Linked DNA regions of Homo sapiens: region 1 is linked to region 2. A link is an interaction called in ENCODE POLR2A ChIA-PET data of the cell type or tissue named here. Cell type or tissue: MCF 10A. All regions are shown on one strand. Links, peaks and the distances in the headings refer to the core of each region. The heading gives the core; the rest is flanking DNA.

Region 1 (12,232 bases), core at 4,919-9,918, 130 kb after region 2:
CACCAGCGCTTATATTAGGAGTAATATCTTTTAGGTATTATGAATAATATCACAGGTTGCACACCAAGGGTAATATTAGCAGGAATATCTTTTAGATATAATGAATAATATCACATGGTGTACCCACATGGTGCACATCCACGGTGATATTATGAGTAACATCTCTTAGATATTGTGAATTAGATTACAGGGTGTACACCCTCGGTGATATTAGGAGTAATATATTTTAGATATTATGAATAATATCACAGGGTGTAAACACAGGGTGTACATCCACAGTGTTATTAGGAGTAATATCTTTCAGATATTATGAATAACGTCATCACAGGGTGTACACACACTGTGATATTAGGAGTAATGTCTTTGAGATATTATGAATAATATCATCATAGGGTATACACCCACAATGATATTAGGAGTATTATCTTTTACATATTATGAATAATATCACAGGGTGTACACACAGGATGTACTTTCATGGTGATATTAGGAGTAATATATTTTAGATATTATGAATAATATCACAGGGTGTACACCCACGGTGATATTAGGAGTAATATCTTTAGATATTATGAATAATAACACAGGGTGTACACCCACGGTAATATCAGGAGTAATACATTTTAGATGTTATAATGTCACAAGGTGTGCACACATAGTGTACACCCACGGTGATATTAGAAGCAATATCTTTTAGATATTATGAGTAATGTCACATTTTGTACACACAATGTCTACACCCCCGGTAGTATTAGGAGTAATATCTTTTAGATATTGTGACTAATACCACAGGGTGTATATCCATGGTTTTGTTAGGAGGAATACCTTTTAGATATTGTCAATAGTATCACAGGGTGTACACTCACGGTGATATTAGGAGTAATGTCTTTTAGATATTGTAAATAATATCACAGGGTGTACACCCACGGTGATATTAGGAGTAATATCTTTTAGATATTGTGAATAATATCACAGAGTGTACATCCACGTTTTTATTAGGAGGAATATCTTTTAGATATCTTCAATAGTATCACAGGGTGTACATCCACGTTGATATTAGAAGTAATATCTTTTAGATATTATAAATAACACCATAGGGTGTACACCCATGGTGATATTAGGAGTAGTATCTTTTAGATATTATAAATAACACCATAGGGTGTACATCCATGGTGATATTAGGAGTAATATCTTTTAGATATTATGAATAATATCACAGGGTGTACGCCCACGGTGATATTAGGAGTAATATCTTTTAGATTTTGTGAATAATATCACAGGGTGTACATCCACGGTTTTATTAGGAGGAATATCTTTTGGATATTGTCAACAGTATCACAGGGTGTACACCCATGGTGATATTAGGAGTAATATCTTTTAGATATTGTGAATAATATCATCACATGGTGTACACCCACTGTGATATTAGGAGTAATGTCTTTTAGATATTATGAATAATATCATCACAGTATATACACCCACTGTAAACACTCTGTGTAAATACTGTTACATGATAAATATCAGAAGCGACATTTCATCAATATGACAGTATGTAAACCTGTGTAAACACTTTGGTATGACATATATCAGAGATGATATTTCATCAATATCACAGTGTGTAAACACTCTGTGTAAACACTGTGATGTGACAAATATCAGAAGCGATACTTCATCAATATCATATGTGTAAACCCTCTGTAAACACCATGATAGGACAAACATCAGAAGCGATATTTCATCAATATCATAATGTGTAAACCCCCTGTAATCACTGTGATATGATAAATATCAAAAGCGATATTTCATCCATATCACAGTGTGTATACCCCCTCTGTCAACACTGTGATATGATGAATATGAGAAGCGATATTTCATCAATATCACAGTGTGTGAAAGCTCTGTGTGAGCACTGTGATATGATAATTATCAGAAGTGATATTTCATCAATACTACTGTGTGTAAACACTGTGATATGATAAATATCAGAAGGGATATTTCATTAATATCACAGTGTGCAAATATTGTGATATGGTAAATATCTGAAGCGATATTTCATTAATATCACAGTATGTAAACACTGTGATTTGATAAATATGAGAAGAGATATTTCATTAATATCACCCTGTGAAAACACTTTGATATGATAAATATTAGAAGTGTTATTTCATTAATATCACAGTCTGTAAACGCTCTGTGTAAACACTGTGATTTGATAAATATCAGAAGCGATATTTCATTAATATCACACTGTGTAAACACTCTGTGTAAACACTTTGATACGATAAATATCAGAAGCGTTATTTCATTAATATCACAGTGTGTAAACACTGCGATATGATAAATTTCAGAAGCGGTATTTCATTAATATCACGGTGTGTAAACTCTGTAATATGATAAATATCAGAAGCGATATACCGTTAATATCACAGTGTGTAAACACTCTGTGTAAATGCCGTGATATAAAAAATATCAGAAGTGATATTTCATTTATATCACACTGTGTAAACACTGTGATATATCAGCAGCGATATTTCATGAATATCACTGTGTGTGAATGGTCTGTGTAAACACTGTGATATGATATCAGAAGCGATATATCATTAATATCAAAGTGTGTAAACACTGTGTAAACACTATGATATGATAAATAGCGATATTTCATTAATAACAGTGTGTAAACACTGTGTAAACACAGTGATATGAAAAATATTAGAAGCGATATTTCATTAATATCACAGTGTGTAAATACTCTGTGTAAACACCATGATATGAAAAATATCAGAAGGGGTATTTCATTAATATCACAGTGTGTAAACTGAGAAATATCAGAACCGATATTTCATTAATATCACAGTGTGTAAACACTGGATATTATACATCTTACAGTGATATTTTATTCATATCACAGTGCGGAAACACTGGATATTATACATATCACAGGGACATTTCATTTGTATCTCTATGTATAAACAGTGGATATTATAAATATCATCGATATTTCATTTATAGCCCTATGTGGAAACACTGGATATTATATATATCACAGCTATATCTCATTTATATCTCTGTGTGGAAACGCTGGATATTATAAATATCACAGCAGGATTTCAACTTTATTCCTGTGTGGGAACAGTGGATATTATAAATATCACAGCGATATTTCATTTATATCCCTTTGTGGAAACACTGGATATTTTAGTATTTCATTCATATCCCTATGTGGAAACACTGGATATTTTAATACTTCATTCATATCCCTGTTTGGAAACACTGGATATTTTAATATTTCATTCATAGCACAGTGCGGAAACACTGCGTAATATAATATTTCATTCATATCCCTGTGTGGAAACACTGAATATTATAATACTTCATTCGTAGCATAGTGTGGAAACACTGGATATTATAATATTTGATTCATAGCACAGTGTGGAAACACTGAATATTATTTCATTCATAGCACAGTTTGGAAACACTGCATAGTATAATATTTCATTCATTGCACAGTTTGGAAACACCGGATATTATAATATTTCATTCATAGCACGGTATGAAAACACTGGATAGTATAATATTTCATTCATAGCACAGTGTGGAAACACTGGATACTATATTTCATACATAGCACAGTGTGGAAACACTGTATATTATAAATGTAACAGCGATATTTCATTAATATCACAGTGTGAAACACTGGATGTCAGTAGTGATATCGATGATGTTACAAACATAACACAGTGTGTTAACACTGCATTATCACCCTGGATGTCAGTAGTAATATCATGGATATTATGAATAATATCACAGGGTGCTAACACAGTGTGTTCACACCCTGGATATCAGTAGTAACATCATAGACATTATGAATAATATCACAGGGTGTTAACACAATGTGTTAACATCTTGGGTATCAGTAGTGGATCAGTATCAGGATATCATCCTGGATATCACAGGGTGATATTATTCATAATATCATGGATATTAATTGTATTAACACCCTGGATATCAATAGTAATACACTGGATATTATGAATAATATCACCGTGTGTTAACAACAGTGGATATCAGTAGTAATATTGTGGATATTAGGAATAATATCACAGTGTGTTAACACAGTGTGTCAACACTGGATATTAGTGATATCATGAAAAATATCACAGTGTGTTAACACTGGACATTAGTAGTAATATCATGAATATTCTGAGTAATATAACAGTGTGTTAACACTGGATATTAGTATTAATATCTAATGTGTGTTAGTAATAATATCACAGATACTATGAATAGTATCACAGTGTGTTAACATAGTGTGTTAACACTGGATATCAGCATTAATATCATGGATATTATGAATAATATGGTATGATAACACAGTGTGCTAACAAACACTGGATATTATGAATATCATAGATAATATTAATATCACAGTGTGCTAACACTGGACACTATGAAGATCATAGATATTAATATCACATTTTGCTAACACAGTGTGCTAACACTGGATATTATGAATATCATATAAATTATTAATATCACAATGTGCTAACACTGTGTTAACACTGGATATTATTATCACGGTGTGCTAACACTGGATATTATTAATATCATTGATATTAACACAACACAGGGTGCAAACACTGGATATTATTATTAGCAAGTCACAGGGTGCTAATACTAGATTTTATTAATATCATATTATTATTAACACATCACAGGGTGCTAACACTTGATATTATTAATATCATAGACATTATTAACACAACACAGGGTGCTAACACTGGATATTTTTAGTATCATAGATATTATTAACATTGCAGTGTGCCAACATTGGAAATTATTAATGTCACAAATATTGGTAATAGCACAGTGTGCTAACACTGGATATTATTAATATCACAGATATTAGTAATATCACAGTGTGTTAATACAGTGTGCTAACACTGGATATCACTAATATGATAGATAATATAGATATTAGTAATATCACAGTGTGTTAACAGTGTGCTAACGCTGGATATTATTAATGTCACAAATATTAGTAATATCACAGTGTGCTAACACTGAATACTATGAATATCATAGATGTTAGTAATACCACAGTGTGCTAACACTGAATATCATTAACATTACAGATATTAGTAATATCACAGTGTGCTACTATTAATATAATAATGTTAATACTATTGACACTATATTAGTAATATAATAGTGTTAACACTGTTATTAATATGAGAGTTAATACTACTAACACTATATTTTTAATATGATAGTGTTAACACTACATTACTAATATGTGTTAACACTATATTATTAATATAATAATGTTAATACTATTAACACTATATTATTAATATAATGGTGTTAGCACTATATTATTAATATAATAGTGTTAACACTATATTATTATTATTATTTGAGACAGAGTCTTGCTCTGTCGCCCAGGCTGGAGTGCAGTGGTGCCATCTCTGCTCACTGCAAGCTCCGCCTCCCAGGTTCACACCATTCTCCTGCCTCAGTCTCCCGAGTAACTGGGACTACAGGCGCCCCCACCACGCCCGGCTAATTTTTTGTATTTTTTAGTAGAGACGGGGTTTCACCGTGTTAGACAGGATGGTCTCGATCTTCTGACCTCGTGATCCGCCTGCCTTGGCCTCCCAAAGGACTGGGATTACAGGCGTGAGCCACCGCGCCCGGCCTAACACTATATTATGAAACACTATATTATTATTATAGTGTAGATACTATTACATTATTAATAGTGTTAACACTATTATCATTAATATAATAGTGTTAATACTATTAACACTTTATTATTATTAATTATAATATTAATATACGAGTGTTATTAATTATTAATATAATTATAATACTGTTAACACTATATTATTAACAATTATTATTAATATAATAGTGTTATTAATATAATATGTGTTAACACTATAATAGTGTTAACACTATATTATATTGTTAATATTATAGTGTTAACACTATTATATGATTAATAGTGTTAATCATGTATTATTAATATAGCAGTGTTAATAGTAACCCTATATTATTAATACAATAGTGTTAATGCTATTAACGCTATATTATTAATATAAGTGTTAACACTCAACACTATATTACTAATATAATAGTGTTAATAGTATATCATTAATATAATAGTGTTAATACTATTAACACCATATTATTAATACTATTATTATTCCCATTTTACAGATTAGAAGCCCAGGACCCAGGAAGGAGACACAGGAAATTTATTCAAAGTCCCCACGCTGGTAATGGCAGAGCTAGGATTTGAATTCAGATCCCTCCCGCTCTCTGTTCCTCCGCCCCCACACACCCGTGAGCGAAGCCGGTACTGTGGGCAGACGCCAGGGCCTGGTTTCCCCACCCTCCACCCGCCAGGTTTGCGGTGGCCGGGGCGGCAGGTAGGGAGGTGAGCCCGCGTCTCCTCCGCAGAGCTGGAGCTGGAGCTCCGCTCAGAGGCCCAGGCTCAGTGGGCTCCTCCCCCGGGTCGGGGCAACCCCCCGCCGGGGCCTCTGGGGCCAACGGAAGCTCCAGGAGCGCGGTGGAGCCTGGAGTGGAGGGCGAGGGTCCCACCGTGACCCGCCTGGAGGGCAGCCCAGCTCTGGGACGCGAAACCGCCTACGACGGTGCCGCAGGTGGAGGGAAGGGTAGAGGGGAGACCAGTATGGGGGAGAGCAAGGTGGCCCCACAGGTTGGGAGAGGATGTGGGGAAGTCCCCCTACCCACCCAAGGCCGAACATCGCCTAACTGGCTGTGGGACGCCCGGGGCAGGGGCTGGGGGCGGATGGCCTGGTTAGGGCCCAGCTTGGGGTCTTGAAAATATCCCTATGGCTTTGGGGCCACAGAAGGGCGGAGTCCTGGCATTCAGGGGAAAGGGCCGAGGACGGTTGTCAACGGGAAGGAACCTCTGACCCTACCCTGGGTCAATGTGCAGTCCAAGTTGCCACAAATGACCGGAGGAAACAGTGGGAAGGGAAGGTCTCTTTCCCATTCCAAACCAGGATGCCCTTCAGGTCGCCCACTTCCTTCATCCCCAGAGCAGCTGCCGACTTTCCTGTTAAGTGCCAGGGCCTGGGAGGTGCGGGGCTGCAGCTCAGGCGCTGAAGGGGGCCTAGGGTCCAGGAACCTCCTGCCAAGCCAGTGGTCCTCAGACGCTGGTCCAGGCACCACCACGGGGTACACAGCTTTTCTTACCTCCTGGTGTTATGGGTCCTTTCTGTTTTTTGAGACGGAGTCTCGCTGTGGCTGTGTCGCCCAGGCTGGAGTGCAGTGGCACGATCTCGCCTCACTGCAAGCTCCGCCTCCCGGGTTCACGCCATTCTCCTGCCTCAGCCTCCTGAGTAGCTGGGACTACAGGCGCCCCCACCACGCCTGGCTAATTTTTTTTTTTTTTTTTTTTTTTGTATTTTTAGTAGAGACGGGGTTTCACCGTGTTAGCTAGGATGGTCTCGATCTCCTGATCTCGTGATCCACCTGCCTCGGCCTCCCAAAGTGCTGGGATTACAGGCGTGAGCCACCGCACCCGGCCCATGGGTCCTTTAAAAAATAATAATTTGGCCAGACGTGGGGCCTCATGCCTGTAATTTCAGCACTTTGGGAGGTAAAGGTGGGAGGATCACTTGAGCCCAGGGGTTGCCTGGGCAACATAGCAAGACCCCATCTCAAAAAAAAAATTAGCCAGGTGTAATGGCATACACCTGTAGTCCCAGCTACTCGGGAGGCTGAGGCAGGAGGATCGCTTGTGCCCAGGAGGCATGAATGCACCACTGCACTCCAGCCTGGGTGACACAAGACCCTGTCTCAAAAAAGAACAACAACAAAAATTTGAATAAAAACCAAACCAGTGACAGTAGATAAGTTGCTTTGTTTTTAATGCTCTTGGCAAAATAAAAAGTTGGCAGTCGTATATTCCCCCATTCTCTCTCTCTTTCTCACACATGCACATGCCTATAAGAAAGCATTCTCTGGATCCACAGAATTCCAGATTTGGGAATCACTGAATTGAACTGCCGGCCATTGGTGGCTGGTGAGACTGTCCTGGCAGTGATGCAGTATTCTGGTCCCTGTGCCAGCACTGATGGGCTGTGGAATCCTCCACCAGTCATTCCCTCTCTCCAGCTCTCCATCTCTGCTTCTGTACAAAAGGATCTACCAATCCCCTCTTATATTCAAATATCTATGACCTTTCAGTCTGGCCTATATCCGTGCGGATCTGAAGTTGTGTATCCGAAGATGTAACCTTGTCCAGTGCTGGCACTAAGGGCTGCTTCAGGGAGGGACCTGGACTGGTGCCCAGGGAAAGGAGGACAAGGTCCTCATCACTGGAGAGTGGAGGGGGCAGTGGGAATGGGACAGATAAGGGGTAGTGCCCTGGGGTATACCTGGCCCCAAAGTAACCCCGGGCTGTGAAGACAAAAGCACTGCATCACATGATGTGTTTCTGTGTCTCTCTCCCTAGCAGTTCCAAGAGCCTCTGAGTTCCTGCCTTTTTTCATCTCTGAATCCCCACCATTGGCCTACATTGGGAGTGGGGCGACCTGTAAGTGCACAGTGAATTTTTGCTGAGGGAGTGGCTGGGAGGGCTGCGTGGAGTGGACAGCACCAAGCTGCACTTTTCAGGGGAGTGGGGTTTGGAAAATCTGGGGAGCAGAACAGGCACCCCCGCCCCCAGGAAGGAACCCAGGTGTATTAGTCTGTTCTCATGCTGCTAATAAAGACATACCCAAGACTGGGTAACTTATAAAGGAAATAGGTTTAATTGACTCGCACCACATGGCTGCAGAGGCCTCACAATCATGGCTGAAGGCGAATGAAGAGCAGAGTCACATCTTTCATGGTGGCTGGCAGGAGAGAGCTTGAGCAGGGGAACTTCCACTTATAAAACCATCAGATCTTGTGAGACTTATTCACTACCACGAGAACCGTATGGGGGAAACTGCCCCCGTGATTCAATTATCTCCACCTGGCCCTGCTCTTGACACATGGGGATTATTACAATGCAAGGTGAGATTTGGGTGGGGACACAGCCAAACCAAATCACCAGGTACAGAGGCCAGAGGAGCCTGGGGATGACGGTGATGTTCCAGGTGTGGAGGGAGACGTGGCAGGCGTGGGGACAGGAAGGTTGGAAGGTTGGGGAACTTTATGAAGGGAAAACTGAGAAGATGAGGAAGGCTGATGAGATGGAAGTGGGGTTGGGGAGAGGGAAGAACCAGCATGAGCTCAAGGCTAGGGTTTGGGTGAAGGAGAGAAAAAAAGGTAGAAAATAAAGGAGACAGAGATCACTTCTAGTCACATACAGGTGGAGATGGGGTAGACAGGAAGAGGTGCCCCCTATCAAATGAGAATGCCCAGTGTACTCCCATCTATACAGAGGACAGGATCAAGATGCAGCCATGACTCCTTCCCATTGAGTTCTAATACTAGAAGGATGCCTCAATGCCCTCTGGTCCAACAGACTTCATCATTTTAGATAGAAGGAAGTGGAAGCCCTGAGGTTGGGGTGACTTGTATGACCTGGAGAGTGGATGGGAGATGGAAAGGGGACATTTAAAGAGAGGGAAGGGCTGGGTGTGGTGGTTCAAGCCTGTAATCCCAACTCTTTGGGAGGCCAAGGCAGGAAGATCACTTAAGCTCAGGAGTTTAAGACACCCTGGGCAACATAGTTAGACCCCTGTCTCTACAAAAAATTAAAAAATTAGCTGGGCGTGGTGGCACGCACCTGTAGTCCCAGCTACTCAGGAGGCTGAGGTGGGAGGATCACTTGTGCCCAGGAGGTTTAGCCTGGGTGACAGAGTGAGACCCTGTATCTAAAAACAAAATATAATAAGGAAAGAAGGGAATAATTCAATTTTTCAAGTGGGAAGAAGAGAAACTAGAGAATGTCAGAAAGGAAGAGAAAGTACAAACATTTTCAAGTCACTCTGACAGCATCGAAGATGAACATGTGTTTACCTGTTTATAACCAGGGTACTTGGGTGTGGGGGGTACAGGAAGGGAGCCACACCTCTGCCCTCTGCCATTAGGCTTGTTCAGCCATAGCCATTGGTAGCTCTCAGAGACGCCCCCTTCCCTGGCTGCAGCAAGTGTCTGCATGGGCAAAGACGCCCCCTTCCCTGGCTGCAGTGAGGGTCTGCATGGGGATTGGGTAGAGGCCCCAGTGTCTGCACTGGGCAAGGTTTGCACAGGGTGTGGGAGCAGGGGAGGAAAGCATGCTCACTTCGAGGGCCTTGTGCTCTCTACTGCCCAGGCACAGCTTGAAAACCGTGATGCTGCCAAGCCCAGCCTGGCACAGGCAAGGGTCCCCAGGTCTGGCTTTGGGTAGGACTTGGAAAGAAAGACTGTCATCTTGGGGTGCACCTCCCTTGTCACATCTTCCTTTCACCTGATGCCCCCTTTCTGCACTGCCAGGTAGCGAGGGTCATCACAGTGCCACCTGGAGGCCTCTGGCCAGGCCCACCCTCCCTGCAGCTCCAATCACCGTCCCTGCTTCCTTCCTTCCCATTGCTGGATAACTCTCATTCCTCAGAGCTGCCAGGCTCAGCACAGACAGAGGGGAAAGCAGATTCGTTGAAACAATTTGTCCTGAAGTTGGGTGTGGCCTCCAGCCCCTTCTCCCACAGGGATATCTGAATTTTAGAAGTCTGCCCTCCATCCCTGCCCTCCCAACTTTAACCAAGCACCTGAGTGCTCAGCACTGTGTTGGACACTTTGGTATGCGTTATTTCATTTGGTCCTCTCAGTGGCAGGTGTTGTATTCTTATCATTGGGCAGGTGTTATAATATATCCTTCCTTATCCTTAGGCAGGTGTTATATCCTTCCTTTTCCAGATGGGGAAAGCAAGGTCCTGAGACTCTGAGCAACTTCCCCAAGATCACACAGCTAGGAAGTGATGAAGCTGAGACAAGACCAGCCAGCACTTACCCACCACGGTGTAACTACTCATTCAAAAGATGACATCTTTTGAAAATTTTTATTCTTTCAGAGACAAGGTCTTGCTTTGTTGCCCAGGCTGGAGTACGGCGGCATGATCATAGCTCACTGCAGTCTCTAACTCCTGGGCTCAAGAGTTCCTCCTGCCTCATCCTCCCAAGTAGCTGGGAACTACAGACAGGCACATGCCCCCAGCCTGGCTAATTTTTAACAATTTCTTGTGGAGACTGGTCTGACTGTGTTGCCTAGGCTGGTCTCAAAACTCCTGAGTTCATGCGATCCTCCCACCACAGCCTTCCAAAATGCTGGGATTATAGGCATGAGCCACCAGTGACTGGCCACAAAAGGAGACATCTTAGTGACAGATGGTGATGAAAGAGAAGATGGGTTTGGGGGAGGAACTCCACGTGATAGGGATCCTTCACTGAGGGCCCAGGCTGCAGGAGGCTCTATGAAACACCAGAACTCTTTGTAAAACTTCCTGTTTGTACATGACCTGCTCATTTCTCAGCAGGGGCTCCTCCTGTGCACATGGACCTCTCCCCACCTAAACCCACAGTTCCTGTGGTCAGAAGGCCAGTCACTGAATAAGGGCACCTAAGGCTCTGGTCTGAATATCTCCCCTTGGTTCTCAGTCTGAAATCCCAAAAGGAAGACAGTTGACTGCAAAATAGGCTGGAGTTGTCCTGATGGCCAGTAGAGGTGGCTGTTGATAGAATTGAAAGCTTAGGGCCAGGCATGGTGGCTCACACCTGCAGTCCCAGCACCTTGGGAGGCTGAGGCGGGTGGATCACCTGAGGTCAGGAGTTCGAGACCAGCCTGGCCAACATGGTGAAACGCTGTCTCTACTAAAAATACAAAAATTAGCTGGGCGTGGTGGCGGGCGCCTGTAATCTCAGCTACTCAGGAGGCTGAGGCAGGAGTATTGCTGGAACCTGGGAGGCAGAGGTTGCAGTGAGCTGAGATGGTGCCATTGCACTCCAGCCTGGGCTGACAACAGCGAGACTCCATCTTAAAAAAAAAAAAAAAGAATTGAAAGCTTAGAACTTTAGTTTTTTTCTTTTTTTTAAATTATTTAATTTTTTTTTTTGTTTTTTTTTGAGACAAGGTCTTGCTCTGTCACCCAGGCTGGAGGGCAGTGGTGTGATCATGGTTCACTGCAGCCTTGACCTTCCTGGGCTTAGGCGATCCTCTCACCTCAGGCTTCTGAGTAGCTGGGACTACAGGTGTGCAACACCATGCCTGGCTAATTTTTGGTAGAGACGGGGT
Region 2 (12,232 bases), core at 2,465-7,464:
GATAACCACAAGAGGAGCCAGATTAAATAATCCCAAGGTTTCTTCTCCATTTTGAGATCAAAGGAAAGACTAAGGCTCTGTCAGGACCAGCCTCAAGAGTCTGCTGAGGGAGGCCAGGGCACAGTAGTTCACACTATAATCCCAGCACTTTGGGAGGTCGAGGCAGGCAGATCACTTGAGGTCAGGAGTTTGAGACCAGCCTGGCCAACATGGTGAAACTGCACCATGAGATCACGCCACTGCACCTGCCCAGGCTGGAGTGCAGTGGCATGATCTCGGCTCACTGCAACCTCCACCTCCTGGTTCTAGCGATTCTCCTGCCTCAGCCTCCTGAGTAGCTGGGACTACAGGCATGCGCCACGACACCCAGCTAATTTTTGTATTTTTAGTAGAGACAGGGTTTCACCATGTTGGCCAGGCTGGTCTCGAACTCCTGACCTCAGGCGATCTGCCCACCTCGGCCCCCCAAAGTGCTGGGATTACAGGCATGAGCCACCGCACCAGGCCAGAAAACTCACTTCCTGATCCAGTGAAGCCATTTTTTCACATTCACATAAACTATGCAGACATATTCTGCATCTCATTACCATGTTCAGGGGCTGGCATGGAGCCTGGCACATCACAGGAGAAAAAAGGCAACAATTTACAACTTGTTTTTCTTCCTAGTTCTATCTCTGTATTATGAAGACAAGGGTGTTTCCTTAAAACCAACACATCAGGGGCCGGGCACGGTGGCTCACGCCTGTAATCCCAGCACTTTGGGAAGCTGAGGCGGGAAGATCCTGAGGTCAGGAAATCGAGACCATCCTGGCTAACATGGTGAAACCCCATCACTACTAAAAAAAAAAAAAAAAAAAAAAAAAAAAAATTAGCCAGGTGTGGTGGCGGGCGCCTGTAGTCCTAGCTACTAGGGAGGCTGAGGCAGGAGAATGGCGTGAACCTGGGAGGCGGAGCTTGCAGTGAGCTGAGATTGTGCCACTACACTCCAGCCTGGGTGACAGAGCAAGAATCCGTGTCAAAAACAAACAAAAACCTAACACATTTGGCAGGGCACGGTGGCTCACGCCTGTAATCCCAGCACTGTGGGAGGCCAAGGCAGGCAGATCACGAGGTCAGGAGTTCAAGACCAGCCTGGCCAACATAGTGAAACCTCATCTCTACTAAAAATACAAAAATTAGCTGGGCATGGTGGCGTGTGCCTGTAGTCCCCGCTACTCGGGAGGCTGAGACAGGAGAATCGCTTAAACCTGGGAGGTAGAGGTTGCAGTGAGCCAAGATCGTGCCACTGCAAGGGACTATCCAGTTCATCCAAGATGCATCTATACTTATTCCACGAATTTCTCTTTCACTGGAAGGCAAAGGAAGGCCTCAGTCCTTGGTTGCCCTATTGGAACTCCCACCCCAACTCTACACACACCCGCTCCTCTGCAGCACTGAAGCTTCCATCTGCAATCACTGGGTCACATAAAGAGACCCAGTAGAGTTCAGAGACAGAGCAGACCCTTGGGTCTAGTGCCATTCTGGGTTTAATGCCATTTTGTAGGTGTGTGCCCTTGGGCAAGGTACTACTCCTTCTCAGTTTCCTCCTTTGTGAAATCCTTGGTACTTGGCCCTAGGTACTATGTAAATGAGAACTATTACCACCTTTCTGCCTGGTTATGAGCTACCTGAAGGTGCGAATATCCCCACCACTTCTTGGTACACGACAGATTCTCAGTAATGGTTGTAGAACCACAGATCCTCGAGAGGAAACATACTGTTCATTACTATGAAGCCACATGGAAATAGCAAGTCTCTCCTGAGTGCTAAATCCAACCTGGGGGTTGTCCAGAGAATAAAGATTTTTGGATTTGCAGGCCACATAAGGTCTTCATAGCATAGTCTATTTTATTTTTAAACAATCTTTTTAAAAACAGAAAATGACCCAATGCAGTGGCTCACGCCAGTAATCCCAACACTTTGGCCGAGATGGGAGGACTGCTTGAGGCCAGGAGTTTGAGACCCCATCTCTATAATAAATAAAATAAAAACAAAAAACCATTCTAGGCCCTGTACAGTGGCTCACGTCTGTAATCCCAGCACTCTGGGAGGCCAAGGCAGGAGGATCACGAGCTCAGGAGTCTGAGACCAGCCTGACCAAAATGGCGAAACCCCATCTCTACTAAAAATACAAAAATTAGCCGGGTGTGGTGGCGGGCACCTGCAATTCCAGCTACTTGGGAGGCTGAGGCAGGAGAATCACTTGAACCTGGGAGGTGGAGGTTGCACTGAGCTGAGATCGTGCTATTGCACTGCAGCCTGGGCGACAAAAGCAAGACTCCATCTCAAAAAATAAATAAATAAATAAAAATAAAATATAAAAACAAAAAAACCATTCTGAGCTCATGGCCAGACAAAAACAGGCCACACGAAATCCAACTCACTGGCCATAGTTTGCCAACCGCGATCTTATCTACTGCTGCTAATTCATATTTCCCTCACTTTATGTGCTCATGAAATACTGTCTTTGTCCTCTGGTGACAGACACTACCTAAAAGATCATCAATACCTAAGAGACATGGACTCCAATTTCTTCACCGGGGGTGATGCTGAATAGGCCAGGCATGTGACATGACCCTGCCTAAAGGTCACAAAGTAAAGGCTGGGATGACCAGCTCACACCGACTGAGTACTCACTGTGGGCCACGCAGCGTTCCAAGTGTCTTTCACATGCTAAATCGATTGATCCTTAGTTCAGAGCTCTTGACCACAGCCCTATGCTTAAACAAAATGCCCCAGTGTTCACTTTTCACAGGTTGTCTCCTTAACACAACTACCGTGTACGACGAATGCTATTATGCCCATTTTACTGAGGGGAAAACAGCTTCCCTCTCATCTATTCTGAACCCCTCTTCATTTCTCTAGGCTGAGATTAAGAATACAGAGGCCGGAGGCCGGGCGCAGTGGCTCACACCTGTAATCCCAGCACTTTGGGAGGCTGAGGTGGGCAGATCACAAGGTCAGGAGATCGAGACCATCCTGGCTAACACAGTGAAACCCTGTCTCTACTAAAAATACAAAAAATTAGCTGGGCGGGGTGGCGGGCGCCTGTAGTCCCAGCTACTCAGGAGGCTGAGGCAGGAGAATGGCGTGAACCCGGGAGGCAGAGCTTGCAGTGAGCTGAGATCGCGCCACTGCACTCCAGCCTGGGCGACAGAGCGAGACTCCATCTCAAAAAAACAAACCAGAGGTCAGGCGCAGTGGCTCACGCTGGTAATCTCAACACTTTGGGAGGTCGAAGCAGGTGACTCACTTGAGGTCAAGAGTTTGAGACCAGCCTGGTCAACGTGGCGAAACCCATCTCTACTAAAAATACAAAAAAAAATTAGCCGGGCGTAGGTACTGGTGTGTGCCTGTAATCCCAGATACTTGGGAGGCTGAGGCAGCAGAATCATTTGAACCTGGGAGGCAGAGGTTGCAGAGACGAGATCAGCTACTGCACTCTAGCCTGGGCGACAGCGTGAGACTCCATGTCAAAAAAAAAGAATACAGAAACGCAGTGGCTCACACCTGTAGTCCCAGCACTTTGGGAGGCCGAGGTACATGGATCACCTGAGGTCAGGGGTTCAAGACTAGCCTGGCCAACGTGGTGAAAGCCCGTCTCTACTAAAAATACAAAAATTAGCTGGGCATGGTGGCCTGCGCCTGTAATCCCAGCTACTCGGAGGCTGAGGCTGGAGAATCGCTTGAACCCAGGAGGCAAAGGTTACAGTGAGCCGAGATCACACCATTGCACTCCACCCTGGGCGACAAGAGCGAAACGCCATCTCAAAAAAAAAATGATAAAAAAAAACCAGAAACTGAGCTAAGACACACATGTGTTAATCAAAACTCTGCCACTATCAGGCTGTGTGACCTCAGAGAGGCCACACCACATCCCGAACAGTTATTTCCCTCATCTGTAAAATGGAATCGACTTTCCCAACAAGGACTCTCTGACAAGGCTACTATGGAGCATCTAGGGCTAACTATTCAAAAACAAACAAACAAAAATCATCAGTGTGCACAGCGGGATGAATGTAGCGATTTACACATGGGTGTCTCGGAAAAGCCTGCTAGTCATAAGGCCGTCCTAGAGAATAAAGTTCATTTACCACGAATCCTCAGGTTTGAATACCAGCTCAGCCCTCGCACGAGTTGTGACCTTGAACAGGTCACCTCGCCTCTCTGATTCAACATATATGCATCGAACCTTACATGGTATCAGGTACAGTCCTAGTCCTGAGCTCCTCCTGGAGCTTCATCTGAGCTTAAGCCTTGGGAAAAAAGGGCAAAAGCTGCGCCTAACATTCAAGTGCAAAGCAACTGGGTCGCAGCGGGAGAGGGAAGCGGCTATTTCTTAGCGGAAAGAGGAACAGTGGCCCAAGGCGGCGCATTCCCAGGCCCAGAAGCGCGTGCCCCAGATGCCTTCACCCTCCACGCCTAACCCGGTTGGCGCAGGCCCTGGGCAGCAGGAAGGCGCGCCTGGGCAGGCGGAGCGGGGTCTGGCGCGCCTCAAGTGAGGTCGTGGCGAAGTGCCTGAGCAAAGGGCAGGCAGCTCCGCAGCTTCCTTCTCTCCCAGTGTGGCTCTGGACCCTGGACCCTGGCTCCTGCTTCCACCACGGAGTCCAAACAGCCTTACCTGGGGCCGGACACTCACCAACTGACGCCATTTTGGAGTCCTGGTGTCCGCTGTGCCGGACCGCGCGAGGGCTGCTGGGTAGGGAATGCACGCCCCATCCAGGGGCGTAGAGCAGAGGCTCACGGGAAGCAGGTCACAACTGCGAACACCCTGGAACTACTAGAAGGCCATGAAGCGAAGGGCGAGGTGCCTGGACAGCAAAAATCCGAGGGTCCTGCAGTTAGAGAGAGGGGCGCCTCAGCCTGGGCTCTCTACCTTAAAAGGTGGGAAGAGGCCGCGCTGGGACTACAAGCGTGCACCAGCACAGCAAGCTAATTTTTGTATTTTTAGTAGAGACAGGGTTTCACCATGTTGGCCAGGCTGGCCTTGAACTCCTTTCCTCACGTGATCCCCCCGCCTCGGCCTCCCAAAGTTCTGGGGTTACCGGCGTGAGCCACCGCGCCCAGTCTATTTTTATTTTTATTTTTTACTTTTCAGACGAGCATTTACTTTTCAGACAGTGGCTTGATCACGGCTGACTGCAGCCTTGAACTCCCGGAGTCAAGCGATCCACCCATCTCAGCCTCCCAAGTAGCTAGGACTACAGGCTCACATCACCACTTCCAGCTTTTTTTTTTTTTTTTTTTTTTTTTTTTTTTTTTTGGTGGAAACAGTGTGGTGAGGAGTGGGGGTAGAGGCTCTCTATTTTGCTCAGGCTGGTCTTGAACTCCTGGCCTCAAGCGTTCTTCCTCCACCTCCGAAGTAGCTGGGACTACAGGTGCACGCCACCACGCCCAGCTAATTATATTTTGTAGAGAAGGCGTCTCCCTATGTTGCCTAGACTGCTCTTAAACTCTTGGCCTCGAGCGTTCCTCCTACCTCGGCCTCCCAAAATACTGGAACTGCCGGCATGAACCACACTGCCCGGGCTACTTCAATTTTGATTATTTTAATTAATTTATTTATTTATTTAGAGACAGAGTCTCGCTCTGTCACCCAGGCTAGAGTGCAGTGGCGCGATCTCGGCTCACTGCCAGCTCCACCTCCGGGGTTCACTCCATTCTCCTGCCTCAGCCTCCCGAGTAGCTGGGACTACAGGCGCCCACCACCACGCCTGGCTAATTTTTTGTATTTTTTTGTATTTTTAGTAGAGACGGGGTTTCAACATGTTAGCCAGGATGGTCTCAATCTCCTGACCTCGTGATCCACCCGCTTCGGCCTCCCAAAGTTCTAGGATTACAGGCGTGAGCCACCGCGCCGGGCCTCCGATTTTTAAAACAACCTCGAGAGCAGGTCTTGTAGTCATAACTTGCCAAATAAATGCCACCCTCGTTCAGTTCATTCTGCTACATTTCTTGTTTCAGAGGTGGCATTGTGGGGCTCCTCCATGTCTGCTTCCCTTCTCCCCAGGCAGTGAAAATCGCATATACAATTATAGGTGTGTGAAAGCACGGCCAGCATCGCCAGTGGGAATTAAAAATGGTTAAAAAAACAAAACAAAACAAACAGGCCAGGTGCGGTGGTTCACGCCTGTAATCCTAGCACTTTGGGAGGCAGAGGTGGGCGGATCACTTGAGGTCAGGTGTTCAAAACCAGCCGGGCCAACATGGTGAAAATACGAAAAAAATTAGCTGAGCGCGGTGGCAGGTGCCTGCAATTCCAGCTACTTGGGAGGCTGAGGCAGGAGAATCACTTGAACCTGGGAAGTGGAGGTTGCAGCGAGCGGAGGTCAAGCCACTGCACTCCAGCCTGGGCGGCAGAGCAAGACTCTGTCTCAAAAAAAACAAAAAACAAACAAACAAAAAAAAACCAGGCTGGTCGCGGTGGTTCACGCCTGTAATCCCAGCACTTTGGGAGGCCAAGGTGCGCGGATCACCTGAGATCAGGAGTTCGAGATCAGCCTCCTCAACATGGCAAAACCTCATCTCTGCTAAAAATACAAAAAGTAGCCAAGCGTGGTGATATGCGCCTGTCATTCCAGCTACTCCAGAGGCTGAGGCGGGAGAATTGCTTGAACCTGGGAGGCGGAGGTTGCAGTGAGCAGAGATGGGGCCACTGCACTGCAGCCTGGGTGATGGAGTGAGAACTTGTCTCCAAACAAACCAACCAACCCCAGCAAATATAGTAGTGTACTGCGGTAGGAGTGTTCTCAACGGTTCCTTGCACCCTTGAACTCTCTGTCTTCAAAGTTTATTTCACTTGCTCCTTGCGGTGTGTGTTGACCATCCACGGTATAATGCGGGTATAATGTAGTCTTAGGAGTTTATTACCCGCCTTGGGCTGCGTCCCTAAGCAACTGAACCCCCAGGAAAAACCCTGCCCATTGCACCAGGGCCTATGTAACTCCCACTCCCCAGGGCTGGGGCAGATGCCAGGGCTGGGGCAGAGGGCCCCGCAGGAAGGATCAGGGATGGGGTCTGCCGGACCCCAGGTGTCAGGTCCTCCGTGGGGCAGGAATCGGCCTGGGGACCTTCCTGGTCCACCCAGGGAATCCTCCTGCAGGGTGCGAGTATGGGACCTGGAAGACTACGAGGGACCGAAGAGACCCGACTGCACTGTGTCCGGGCAGAGGCAGCCTCCGGGAGCTGATGGACTTGAGGGCTGGGGCAGGGGAAGCTGAGGGGGCCGCTGTTCCGTGGGACGTGCAGGAGAGCAGCAAAAGGCAGGAGTGGCCAGTGGCACCCGCGCCCCCGCCCCTTCCCCAGGCCGGACACTCGCGGGGACGCAGAGCCGCCGGAGCCCAGGATCCGCACACTGGAATCCAGGGAGGCCCCGGGAAGAGGCCGGAGGGAAGCTACGCCAATGCCCGATCCCCTGGGGTGGATGGAAGGACTGAGGGCGCAGGAGCTGTGATTTGTATATGTATAAATGCCAACGTTTTAGTTAATGAACTGGGGTTGTTTCGGGGAAGGTGGGGGTGGGTTGGAGGGAGCAGATTATTCCAAAGATAATTTTTTTTTTTTTGGTAAGAGACGGAGTCCCGCTCTGTCGCCCAGGCTGGAGTGCAATGGCGCGATCTCGGCTCCCTGTACCTCCGCCTCCCGAGTTGAAGCGATTCTGCCTCAGCCTCCCGAGTAGTTGGGATTACTGGCACCCGCCACCACGCCCGGCTAATTTTTATATTTTTAGTAGAGACGGGGATTCACCATGTTGGCCAGGCTGGTATCGAACTCCTGGCCTCAGGTGATCCGCCTAGCCTCGGCCACCCAAACTGCTGGGATTACAGGCGTGAGCCACCGCCCCCAGCTTGAACATAGTACTCTTTCGTTGATCTGGCCCTCGTGCAAATTCTTAGTGCTCCCCAAGCAGAGGGCTGGGGAGAAGAGAATCCGGATCCCTGACAACCCCGCCCCAGCCTTCTCTGCTAAGCTGCGTGAAACATTTTCCACTGTGGCTTCCCAAACGTGTCTCCTTAGGAGACTACACAGCCCGAGGCAGGTGAATTTTCCCGAATGACAAGAGGATTATTCCCGAACCCCGTGGTGGCGTCTGCTTCTATCCTGTTTCGTTTACTTTTACACTTCCCTCTGAATTACAAAAGGGAAAAAGAACTCTTTAGGGTCCATCTAAAGCACAAAAAAGTTAGGTTTCCAAGACCTCGTGGCGCAACGGCAGCGCGTCTGACTCCAGATCAGAAGGTTGCGTGTTCAAATCACGTCGGGGTCAAACATGTGATCATCCCTTTCTTTAGCCAACAGGAGTTATAGCTTGCCGGTAACTCTCAACCTTGGACACTGTATTTTCTGTTCTTTAGCCCTAAAGATTTATTTGCGTAGGTACTTCAGCAGTGGACCGGCACCTTAGCTAAAGTGTGAGGAAAAATTCAGAACCAATACTTAGGTCGTGCTGTTCACATCTGTAGCAGGATTTATCAGGACTGTGCCTCAGACAGTACATTCACAGGACTTCAGACAGGACCTTAAAACAGTGCAGGAGCACTTTGGGAGGCTGAGGCGGGCAGATTGCTTGAGCCCAGGAGTTCAAGACCAGCCTGGGCAACGTATCAAAACCGTCTCTCAAAAAAAAAATAAAAATAAAAAAATAAACAAACAAACAAACAAAAAACAACGATAAAAGCAAAAGCAAAAATGCCAGGTGTAGTGGTGCATACCTGTAGTACCAGCTGCTGCTTAGGAGGCTGAGGCGGGATGATCCCTTGAGCGCAGGTCGAGGCTGCAGTGAGCTATCATTGTGCCACTACACTCCAACCTGGGTGACAAGGTGAGACACTGTCTCTAAATGAAAAAATAAATAAAACGGTTCAGAGCTCGGGAAATAGTTGCCTTCCCAATCCAAAAACTACCTGCCCACCCTGGGGGCTGCTATCCTTGGAGAAGCATTGGTGGTGCAGCCTGATCTCCAGCATTTGAAGTTCCAGCACCACTAGCACAAAGCGTTATTCAAAACAAATGAGGAGGAAGTCAGTTGTCTTCCCCGAGCCGCTCCTATGGGACTGCGCTGGCCTGACGTGTCATCCGGCTCCCTCCCCACATTCGTATTCCTGGAACGACCTGCTGGACTGAGTTCCTTGTCCTCTCCCTAGGGGTGGCCAGGCCTGACCTCACTGCCTTCCCTATGTTCAAATGTCTTGAACCTGGAGTACTGAGTGTTCCTGTTTTCTGTTAAAGCCAACAGGAGCCAGGTGCGATGGCTCATGCCTGTAATCCCAGAACTTTGGGAGGTCGAGATGGGAGGATCGTTTGAGCCCAGGAGTTTGAGACCAGCCTGGGCAACATAGCAAGACCCCATCTCTTTTATTTTTTATTTTATTTTATTTATTTATTTATGAGACAGAGTCTCACTCTGTCACCCAGGCTGGAGTACAATGGCACAATCTCGGCTCCCTGCCACCTCCGCCTCCTGGGTTCAAGCGATTCTCCTGCCTCAGCCTCCCGAGTAGCTGGGATTACATACTCCTGCCACCGAGCCCGGCTAATTTTTGTATTTTTAGTAGTGACGGGGTTTCACCATGTTGGCCAGGCTGGTCTCGAACTCCTGATCTCAGGTAATCTGCCTGCCTTGACCTCCCAAAGTGCTGGAATTGCAGGCGTGAGCCACTGCACTCAGCCAACACACATATGTTTATTGCAACACTATTTACAATAGCAAAGACATGGAACCAACCCAAATGCCCATCAGTGGTAGACTGGATAAAGAAAATGTGGTACAAATACACCATGGAATACTAAGCAGCCACAAAAAGGAATGAGATCCTGTCCTTTGCAGGGACATGGATGAAGCTGGTGGCCATCAGCCTCAGCAAACTAACACAGGAACAGAAAACCAAACACAGCATGTTCTCATTCATAAGTGGGAATTGAATATTGAGAACGCATGGACACAGAGAGGGGAACAACACACACCTGGGCCTTTTGGGGAGTCGGGGGTAAGGGGAGGGAACTTAGAGGATGGGTCAATAGGTGCAGCAAACCACCATGGCACATGTAACAAACCTGCACGTTCTGCACGTGTATCCTGTTTGTTTTGTTTTGTTTAGAAGAAATAAAAAACAAACAAAACTTGGGAGGCCAAGGCAGGCGGATCACTTGAGGTCAGGAGTTCGAGACCAGCCTGGCCAAAATGGTGAAACCCCGTCTCTACTAAAAACACACACACAAAAAAAATTAGCCGGGAGTGGTAGCGGGCGCCTGTAGTCCCAGCTACTCAGGAGGCTGACGCAGGAGAATGGCGTGAACCCGGGAGGCGGAGCTTGCAGTGAGCCGAGATCGCGCCACTGCACTCCAGCCTGGGCGAGAGCGAGACTGTCTCAAAAAAAAAAGAAAAAAAATTAACCCCTTACTCACATTAAAACTGTATTTTGGGGGTAATTTACATAAGCCACACAATTATCCTTTTAATTAAGATCTAATATTCTTTTTTTTTTTTTTGAGACAGAGTCTCGCTCTGTCGCCAGTCTGGAGTGCAGTGGTGGGATCTCGGCTCACTGCAAGCTCCGCCTCCCGAGTTCAAGTGATTCTCCTGCCTCAGCCTCCCGAGTAGCTGGCACTACAGGCACGCCGCCACCATGCCCAGCTAATTTTTTTTTTTTTTTTTTTTTTTTTGAGACGGAGTCTCGCTCTGTCACCCAGGCTGGAGTGCGGTGGCGCAATCTCGGCTCACCGCAACCTCCGCCTCCCGGGTTCAAGCGCTTCTCCTGCCTCAGCCTCCCGAGTAGCCGGGGTTACAGGCAGGCACCACCATGCCCGGCTAATTTTATTTGTATTTTTAGTAGAGACGGGTTTCTCCATTGTTGGTCAGGCTGGTATCGAACTCCCGACCTCAGGTGATCCACCCGCCTCGGCCTCCCAGAGTGCTGGGATTACAGGCGTGAGCCACCGCGCCCGGCAATTTTTTTGTATTTTTAGTAGAGAAGGGGTTTCACCATGTTGGCCAGGATGATCTAAATCTCTTGACCTGATCCGCCGGCCTCTGCCTCCCAAAGTGCTGGGATTACAGGCGTAAGCCACCGCGCCTGGCCCATTTTTCTTCTTTTATCTGATAACCTTACTCCCCTCCACAAACACACAGCCAAAGAAACGAATTGTGTCGCTCTTGAATCATAGAATAATTCTAAATTATGTTACGATTAAACAGGAGGGGCGGGGCCCTGTCCATCACGTGACTCTCTCGGTGCTGTCTCCGGCCGTTGATTGGCCTGGGCGGGGAGGGCGGCCGTTGATTGGTTCGGGCCCACTCGCGCGGGCGCCACTCTCTTTGTCTGACAAGAGAGTCGTGAAGCCTCCGCGGTCCTAGAGGGGCCGCTGGCTGGGACGCTTCGCTCGGCGCGCGCAGGTGGAGCCAGCGAGAGGCTCTGAGGCTGCCAGAGTGGTTGTGTCTGTTCCTCCGGTAAGGGGTGATTCGCCGAGGGGCGCGGACCAGACAGACCTCGGGTCAGGCCCGGGAACCCCGAGAGGAGAGCCCAGCCCCTGGTGGAGGCGGCTTGGCGGAGATTCGGAGCCGTCAGCAGGTTTGGGGAGAAGGAAACGAGTGTTGTGGGGGGCGTGGGTGCGGGGGGTAGGCCACTGCGCACACCCCCGGCTCGCAGGGGACGCTCCGGGTTTGTGCGGCGGCTCTCGGGGCCTGTGGCACCAGCTTTTGAGTATTTTTGGCGGTGTCAAGTCTTCGGCAGCGAGAGGAGCAAAGTCCGAAGAATGAATGGATGGTGAACGCCTGGACTTGGTTTTGTTAGAGTGGGAGATGAGCCGTGGTTGTTAGTGGAAGGTGTTCACGTGATTGTGAAGCGGCATTTTGGATTTTGTCAAAAGTTAACAGTCCCCTCCAGTTAAAGTTTTAAGAGTTTATTGTGCATGCAGAGGAACAGCTGGCAAATTGTTCCAATGGCAGCTTGGAAAGCTAAATGAGGAAGTGCAGTGATCTTGATTGTAATTGGCCATTATCAACTTGCATTCCTTCTAGGGTAAGTCGAGCTGGATCAGCCTCGCATCTGTAGCTGATTGGTTCAGTTTATCATGCGGACGAGAAAAAAGCTTCTTTCCTGGTCAGCGCACACTTTTCAGGGAAATAAGGAATTGTTGTTGCTGTTGTGTTTGAGACGAAGTGTTACTCTGTTGCCCAGTTTGGAGTACAATGGGC

The links. ChIA-PET counts read pairs that join two places held together with the same protein. Peaks named below come from ENCODE experiments on the same cell type or tissue, not always from the same donor. Only the 100,000 strongest peaks of a DNase experiment are listed, where the experiment ranks them.
Region 1: POLR2A ChIA-PET joins it to region 2 with 5 read pairs; 4 of 35 experiments call an interaction of 5 or more read pairs at or near these places.

Annotation. Positions count from the first base shown.
Region 1 is chr7:99,591,717-99,603,948 of GRCh38, forward strand. It overlaps TMEM225B (transmembrane protein 225B), which reads left to right and starts at 6,551. Exons shown (of 6, transcript NM_001195541.3): 1 at 6,551-6,665; 2 at 8,489-8,569. In MCF 10A, for the core only: no CTCF peak of the experiment used is centred there; no DNase peak of the experiment used is centred there.
Region 2 is chr7:99,461,451-99,473,682 of GRCh38, forward strand. It overlaps ATP5MF-PTCD1 (ATP5MF-PTCD1 readthrough), which reads right to left and starts at 4,717. Exons shown (of 9, transcript NM_001198879.2): 1 at 4,679-4,717. The coding sequence starts at 4,691. It overlaps ATP5MF (ATP synthase membrane subunit f), which reads right to left and starts at 4,717. Exons shown (of 4, transcript NM_004889.5): 1 at 4,661-4,717. The coding sequence starts at 4,691. ZNF789 (zinc finger protein 789) reads left to right here and starts at 11,440. Exons shown (of 5, transcript NM_213603.3): 1 at 11,440-11,606. TRW-CCA5-1 (tRNA-Trp (anticodon CCA) 5-1) reads left to right here and starts at 8,234; the gene lies at 8,234-8,305. RefSeq lists enhancers at 1-375, 3,886-4,503, 4,504-5,119, 4,786-4,905, 10,680-10,839 and 2 more. In MCF 10A, for the core only: no CTCF peak of the experiment used is centred there; a DNase peak (open chromatin) is centred at 4,761.